2 separate regions of the Homo sapiens genome follow, and region 2 is linked to region 1. Evidence: chromatin contacts called from ENCODE Hi-C or POLR2A ChIA-PET data. All regions are on one chromosome and are shown on one strand. The core of a region is the stretch at or near the end of the contact, and the rest is flanking DNA. Distances in the headings are between cores, read along the strand shown.

Region 1 (3,996 bases), core at 903-3,402:
CCACAGAGGGCAGCCTCCCAGGGCAGAGAGCAGGGTGAACAAAGGGAGAGTAAATTTAGAAGGCAAATGGTGAATATCCCAAACCCCTCTGCTTGCCCACAGCTGCACACACCATCCATGGCCCAGTCTTCATGTAGCTGCCAGAGTGATCTATGCACTACTGGGGACCAGAGGTGAGGGGTGGGGGTCACAGGATGGATGGAGCCTGGATCTATGGGACACTAAAGGGAGGAGGGCTGCTTGCCCACCAGGAATGCTGATCTTTCCTTAAGAGAGCAAGATAAAAACCTCTATTGTGTTTGAGTTACTAAATGTTTGGGAGTCTATTACAGTTTAGCCACTTATCTTAGACACATGTAAAGCAAGGGTAATAGTTATATCATCCCTACAGGGCTATCAGGGGAATTAAATAAGCTATAATTGCTTAGAACAATGCTTGGCATAAGTTCTTAAGCAATGGTAACAATTATTATTATTATTACTATTATTATTGAGACAGTCTCAGTCTGTCTCCCAGTCTGGAGTGCAGTGGTGCAATCTCAGCTCATTGCAACCTCTGCTTCCTGTGCTCAAGTGATCTTCCCACCTCAGCTTCCCGAGTAGCTGGGACTACAGGCACACGTCACCATGCCTGGCTAATTTTTTGTAGAGACAGGGTTTTGCCATGTTGCCCAGGCTGGTCTTGAACTCCTGGCAGATCCTCAAGTGATCTCCCTGCCTTGGCCTCACAAAGTGCTGGAATTACAGGTGTGAGTCACTGCACCCGGTCCAATTATTATTTTTATTTAATATGTAAAATTAATATGAAAGCATACTATTAATTATGTTTTTGCGAATGCCTTGTTATAGACTTTGAGGGGTTCTTCCAGAGAGTTGAAGAATTGTGGAGTGTGTGTGTGTGTGTGTGTGTGTGTGTGTGTGTGTGTATACATATATATATAGAGAGAGAGAGAGAATTCCAGCCACCTCACCCCACACCCCAAGAGGCTGCTGATCCACTTGCCCTCCAGGCAGAGTGCCCAGGAGAAAAGAGAGCTGGTTCCTGACTTGCTTTAGGATGGGGCAGACGTTCCTCTGTGCCATGTTCCAGGCCAAAACCTTATGAAGGCCTAGCACCTTCACTCATGTGCTTTTGGGAGCCCCAAGTCACTGAATAGTCTGGCTACCCTGCAGGACAGACCACATGGAGAGGCCATGTAAGACAGGGAGAGAGGCCCCGAGACTCCACAGGGACAGAGAGACAGGCACAGCCATCCTCGTGAACCAGGTGTCCCAGCCTTCTGGGTGTCCCCACAAAGATGCCACATGCCTGAGCCATGTTGAACCCTTCAGCCCAGAAGAGCCCCAGCAAACAGCCCCTCCAGCCACCACCCCAGCAGATGATGGAGCAGATGATTCACCTAGCTGAGCCCTGTCCACCCTCAGGTTCAAACAAGATCATCAAATGGCTGGGTGTTTTTTTGTTTGGTTGGTTTGGTTTGGTTTTTTGAGAGAGGGTCTTGCTCTGTGGCCCAGGCTAGAGTGCAAGTGACTCAGTGCAGCCTTGAACTCCTGGACTCAAGTGATCTTCCTGCCTCAGCCTCCTGAGTGGCTGGGACTACAGGTGTGCCCCATTAATCCAGCTAATTTTTATATTTTTTGATAGAGGTGGGATCTCACTATGTTGGCCAGGCTGGTCTCGAACTCCTGACCTCAAGCAATCCTCCCACTTTGGTCTCTCAAAGTGCTAGTTTTACAGACATGAGTCACCATGCCTGGAGATAATTGTTTTAAGCCATAAAGTTTTGGGGTGGTTTGTGACGTTGCCACAACAGCAAGCCGAGCCTGCCCGTGTGAGCAGGAGGTGGGTGGGTACTTGCTGCTTTGAATTTCCCTTCCAGTTGGGGGAGCTGGAAATTCAAAGTCGCAAGTACCCACCCCACCCGCTGCTCACATACGCAGGCTTGGGAAGGAACGGAACACCAAGGGCCGGCTGCTTGGGTGTGTTGCAACCAGACGCCCGCAGGCCTTGGATGGATGGAATTCTCCAGGCATCCGTGGTGGGGGGACCGGCTCCTGCCCCCTTGGCCGAGAGGGCTGAGCTCACTCAGCGTCTCCATTCCTCTTCTTGATTGGCACTTTAATGAGGGCAGAAGGGGCTGACCCCCTGCCAGGGGACCGGTTCATGCCCCGTTTATCTCACAGCCCGAGTCAGACTAAAACAACATCGCAGGCCGAGCGGCCAGGAGCCAGCAGGGCCGGGAGCCCCCGCCCTCGGTGATGGATTGAGTGACCGCGGCGAGTTGGCAGCTGAAGTGTGTGGTGGCCGCACCGTCCTGTCAGCCTGCAACAAAGGAGGCCGGCCTGGCCCGGCCCTCACGCCAAACGGCTCCCCTCCCAGGGACAGCTCCGAAGGCTGCCTTTCCCTCCACCCTCCCCCAACTCCAACGCCAAGTTCCCAGAGGCAGGCTGAGGCCAGAGCCCAGTGTGCGGGGAGGGGCACTGTCCTGGGGTCCTGGGTGCGGTGCATGGGGGTGGGAAATCCTGGGCTTGCAGGCGGAGCTGGTGCTGAGAACGTCCTCTCGGGCTCCTGGCTTCAGGGCCCAGCACTGGACCCTTCCTGACGGTGCAGAGGAGGGGCTCCCTGGTCCAGCAATCCCTGAAGGATCCCAGCTGGGCCTTTTACTTGCTGTGCAACCTTGAGTGAGTTTGTCAACCTCTCTGAACCTCTCCTCATCTGTCAGAGGCGAATCCTGCTTATAACTACATCCCTGGGTTCTTTTGAGGATGAAATGAGACTTGCTGGCAGAGCCTCCCTTCCAGAAAGCAGGCTCCTACACGTGAGGCCTCGGTTTACCTGGGCGGTACTGACCATCTCCCCAGTGCCCCTGCCTGGGTTGAATGACTCTGAGAGGAGCCACTGGTGGTAAAGAACCCCCCAACTCCCGCTGTCAGGAATTGTCACCAGCTGCCACCATAAGTACCACAGCGCTGCAGCTTAGGGGTAGACCCCTTTTTACACATGGAGAAACTGAAGCTCAGAGACGTAAATGTGCCCAGTGTCCTGCAGAGAGTGAGACAGGTCAGGGACGCCAACCCAGAGCTGCCTGGCTCCGAAGTCTATGCGGCTGCTCCCAAGGCCCTGAGCTGTGGGCTGGAATTTCCCTGTAAGGACAGGGTCGTAAGTGACAGCCCCCAGTGCTCGCAGAGGCAAAGGGCCAGAGCCTGATTTGCAACGTGCGCCTCGACAGCCATGAAGTGCTCCAGGGGGGCAGCCTTTCCCATGCCTTCCTGGGGCCACAGAGTGCAGTTGAGCTCAGCAGCTTGGAGGAGGTGCAGGGGGCCGGCCTCAGCCCCTGGGTCTCCAGGTGTGGGGACCTACATCAGGAACAGGACAGTCTTTGCAGTCCCAGCTGCTCTGTCCCCAGAGCTGGGGAGGGGAGAAGACAGAGCTGGACAAATGGCTCATCAGATCCCAGAGAGCCCTGGAAGGGGAGGAAGGGGCCTTCCCGGGCCTTGTCTGGATAGCTCAGTCCTCCCAGGAGGGGAAGAAACCAGCCTCCGCTTGCAGATTTCACCTCCCTGTGAACTCCCAAAGGGCGGGAGGCCAAGCCGCAGCTGAGGTCAGAGAAAGTAGCAGGGTGACCGTGGGGCTCCACGTGGCCCTCCCTCACTCTCTGCCACGGGCCCTCCAAAAACAGGCTTCTGCCCCTCAGCGCCTCCAACAGCCTTTCCCCACCACCAGACAAAAGATGAGCTGAGCTGCCCAGCTGGTGGATCAGGGCTCTGAGGGTGGGCTAAACCAGTAGAGGCTTCCCCCAAACTCTGATTCACCAGACGAGGAGAAACCCAGCCTTTTGGCCCCAAGAATCCCGGTGCCCCACCCTGGATCCAGCCCTGAGTGGGCCCTTAAAACTGTTTCCTCCCACCCCAAGTGCTTTGCATCTATTATTCCCTTTGTGTCAAAAAGTCTTGTCCCCATTTGCCCGGTTAATTCTAAGTCAGCCATCAGAGCTC
Region 2 (3,996 bases), core at 685-3,184, 96 kb after region 1:
AGGCTGGTCTCGAACTGGCGACCTTAGGTGATCTGCCCGCCTCGGCCTCCCAAAGTACTAGGATTACAGGCAAATCATTTTTTTTTCCTAACAAAAAACAGCCTGAAAAATCAAGCTGCAAACAGATAAGCAAGCTGGAAGCTGGCGTAGGGAAATGCCGGCAGGAAATTACTATGTGCCTGTGTGTACGTGGGAATTTCCTATGTGCCCATTGGAAACGGCTATCTGGGGGCCAGGCATGTTCAACATGGAGGCCACATGTGCAGTAAAGAAGCAGACAATGCGGCGCTGGCCAGGTGGAGACCCCAACTGTATAACAAAAGATTAGGGTGGGATGGCCAGCTTCTTCGTGCGCTATGTAAAGGGAACACCTGGTCCAACCAATCCTCTGCGCCCTATGTAAATCAGACACCGCCTCCTCAAGCTCATCTACAAAACCGACCGCATCTCGCTGCAAACTGGGAGGGAGCTTTTCCCTTTTGCCTATTAAACTTCCACCCTTAAACTCACTCCTTGCGTGTGTGCATCCTTAAGTTCCTTGGCGTGAGGCAACGAACCTGGGGTATTACCCCAGGCAAATGATGCCGCTTCAGAAGGATTCCCCTAGAACCTCTGGAGGGACTGTGGCCCTGCCCACCCCTTGATTTTGGACTTCCAGCCTCCAGAATTGTGAGAGAATGCATCTATGTCATTTTAAGCCACCGAGTTTGTGATCATTTGCTCCGCATCAACAGGACACGGATATTCCTCCTTCTTCACTTAAACAGCGCCTCACCTGGAGCATAGTTCTTAATGCCCCTGGGCCTTGGCTTCCACATCTGTGAAATGGGGACAGCTGGAGTGCCTACATCAGGGGTGTGTGAGGGCTTCTTGATAAGAGTCAGGGGTAGAGCTCTCAGAGGGAGGCTTGGCACCCCCTAAGTGCCCCTTGCCGGGCAGTGAGCCCCACACACTAGTTCTATCCTCCTGCAGGGGCACAAGGGGACATTAGAAAACCCAGCCTCAAGGTCTGGCTTGTCACAGCTAAGACAGGACCTCGGCTAGTCACGGGTTGTCAAGGCTGTCTTATGGGAAATGGTGCGGATGACTCCACCTCTATTACGTCTTTTTTTTTTTTTTTTTTTTGACGGAGTCTTGCTCTGTCCCCAGGCTGGAGTGCAGTGGTGCGATCTTGGCTCACTGCAACCTCCGCCTCCTGGGTTCAAGTGATTCTCCTGCCTCAGCCTCCTGAGTAGCTGGGACTACAGGCGTGTGCCACCACACCCGGCTAATTTTTGTATTTTTAGTAGAGACGGGATTTCACCATGTTGGCCAGGATAATCTCGATCTCTTGACCTTGTGATCCGCCTGCCTTGGTCTCCCAAAGTGCTGGGATTACAGGCGTGAGCCACCACACCCGGCCCCGTGATGTCATTTTTAACCCTGTTAGTTAGAGGGAAGGCGAATCTCACGGTGGCCAGACACAGCCCCTGGGGTGGGCTCCCTGGTTTAGAGTCCAGTTCTGCCACCCACTTGCTGTGTGCCCGTGGGCAAGTCACTTCACTTCTTCCTACCTTGGTTTCCTGCTGTAAAATGGGTACAGTGTCCATTACGCCACTACCCCTTCGTGTTTACTGACGCTTAGACCAGTGCTGGAAAATGCCACATGGTCATGAAATAGATGTCAGGCTCCTGACCAAGGTCATTCCTTTGAATTTGAAACCCAACCAAGTTTCTGCCTGAAAGGAAACTGCCTCTTCACCGCTGGCCCCCACCCTGCCTCCCAAGGGAAGCTTACACCCCAGGAAAGTCCTCTGGCTGAACATTGCTCAGCGGTTTACCAGCTAACGCTTCGGGAGGCTGGGGGGAGGTAGATGAGTACCTTGGCCCTTGCCCCTGCGTGCCTGGGTTTCTCCCACAGGAAGACAAACCCATCCTCCTGGTGTGAGTCCTCCCAGGCCTGGGATGGAAATGCTGCTTTGGCCCAAATATCAGGTCATATGGCCTGTTTTCTCAAGGGCTTCCCCCTTGAATTCTTGGAATTCTTGGCTAGCAGGGAGGGCTCCCAAGGGATCTGCTCCCAGGTCTGGGTTAGCTGGGCTGATTTACAGCATAGGGCACTGCCTGTGGCCTAGGGAATGGGATGGGGTGGGGAGAGGGCACTGAGGGTGGGGATTTCCACAGCTTGGTGAGGCCATGGGTGTTCTGGTGGGGGACCGGCCTCACCCCATCTTCCCCAGATAGCTTGGGGCTTCCTGGGGATGCCAAACACAGACAACTGCTGAGAAATGTTGGCTGTCACTCTTTCTCCCTCCTGCCCCTTCCAAGGTTGTGGACATAGCAGGATGGACTTTTTTTGCTGTAAGTGACAAAAGGGTAATTATGCGGTGAGCCGGCTGTGTGCTGGGTACAGGGAGGTTGATCTGCCACCCAGAACACCTTGTTTTTCCTCTCTGGACTCTGTTTTGGAACATTGGTTCAACCCCCCACCCCCCTCAGTTGTACTTTCTGTGTCTCCAGTTTTTAATTCCAGAAAGGCACAGCCTCCATAAGTTCAAGTCTGTCTGTCCATCCATCCATCTGTCAGACCTGATAAAAGAAAAACTTCAGCCAAATTAAATTTAAAGGAGTTTAATTGAGAAATGAATGATTCATGAATAAGGCAGCCCCCAGAATCATGGGAGATTCACAGAGACTCCAGTGGAGCCACGTGGTGGAAGAAGATTTCTTTTTTTTTTTTTTTTGAGATGGAGACTCCCTGTGACACCCAGACTGGAGTGCAATGGTGCCATCACTGTTCACTGCAATCTCCACCTCCCAGGTTCAAATGATTCTCCTGCCTCAGCCTCCCGAGTTGCTGAGACTACAGGTGCGTGCCACCACATCCAGCTAATTTTTGTATTTTTAGAAGAGACAAGGTTTCACCATATTGGCCAGGCTGGTCTCAAACTCCTGACCTCAAGTGATAAAAAAGCTCATCAACTAATTTTTTTTTTTTTTTTTTTTGAGATGGGGTCTCACTCTGTTGCCTAGGCTGGTCTCGAACTCCTAGGCTCAAACAATCCTGCCTCGGCCTCCCAAAGTGCCAGGATTACAGGCATGAGCCACCAATCTGGCCACGTGGTAGAAGATTTACAGACAAAAAAAAGGGAAGAGAGGTACAGAAATTGGCAGCGAGGTACCGAAACAGGATGGCCTTTGCCTTATTTGAACACAGTTTGAACACTTGGCAGGCTCTGAGTGGTTGAAGTTTGGCCGCTGGGATTGGCCAAGACTCAGTTATTGTTACAAGCGCATACTTCTATGTTAGGTTTTCAATCTTGTCTAACTATTAAGCTGGTTACAGTATGTCTACGGGGACTCAAATATGGAAGTATGGAGTCCTTCTCAGGCCATATTTAGTTTGCTTTAACAGACCTGAGAGGAGACAGGGCAGTGCTTGGGCTCTGGGCTGAGCCCTTCTACCTCTGGCTCTATGAATGTGGGCGAGTGAGTCTGGCATTCTGGGGCTTGGTATCCTCATCTGTGAAGTAGGGATCACGCCAGTACCTTCCTCTAGGGTGTTGCAGACATTGAACAAATTCCTACAGGTAAGGCACTTCACAGCTGTGCCTGGGCCATTGCAGACACTTAACCAATGTTGGACTTAGTTATTTTTGTTGCCGTTATTGTTACATTGGAATATGGGAACCTGTATGAAATTAACACACAGCCTCACACACTTGCTAGAAACCTCTTTCCCTTTGGGAATGATCTTGGGAAAGTGAGGCAATCTTGTAGAGTGTGAGTTTCATCTCCATGTGCTTACCTCAGAGGGCTGTTGGTAGGACACTGCTTGGCACACAAGGAGTCCTCAGTAAATGGCAACTATTTATTAGTTGAATTACTGCCTCGAGTACCTAGAGTGCTAGCCACAAGCAACCCCACCAGATGTGCCAAATAGCTCGTGCATCCTTACCTCTTCTGGGCTTTTGGAAATATCAGGATAATACCACATACCCCCATTGCTGTCCTCAC

The links. A loop is a pair of places that touch in the nucleus more often than their neighbours do. ChIA-PET counts read pairs that join two places held with the same protein, here RNA polymerase II (POLR2A). Pooled maps may share reads with other maps.
Region 2: a map of CD8-positive, alpha-beta T cell shows a loop between it and region 1 (2.8-fold over the local background). The contact joins two enhancer-like sites. A Hi-C loop is called at or near these places in 2 of 168 maps with a recorded cell type or tissue (CD8-positive, alpha-beta T cell and psoas muscle) and 1 of 50 pooled maps. POLR2A ChIA-PET finds 5 or more read pairs at or near these places in 1 of 52 experiments (HEK293T).

Annotation. Positions count from the first base shown.
Region 1 is chr1:12,538,164-12,542,159 of GRCh38, forward strand. No RefSeq gene overlaps it. Among named protein-coding and RNA genes, the nearest start is that of LINC02766, 15 kb to the left of the region's middle. RefSeq lists enhancers at 2,189-2,837, 3,400-3,694. Within about 2 kb of position 2,153, at least 23 of the 41 ENCODE cell types and tissues checked have a DNase peak (open chromatin) inside an H3K27ac peak, as active enhancers do; they include psoas muscle, where a contact is called at or near this core.
Region 2 is chr1:12,634,722-12,638,717 of GRCh38, forward strand. No RefSeq gene overlaps it. Among named protein-coding and RNA genes, the nearest start is that of AADACL4, 7.4 kb to the right of the region's middle. Within about 2 kb of position 1,935, at least 9 of the 41 ENCODE cell types and tissues checked have a DNase peak (open chromatin) inside an H3K27ac peak, as active enhancers do; they include psoas muscle, where a contact is called at or near this core.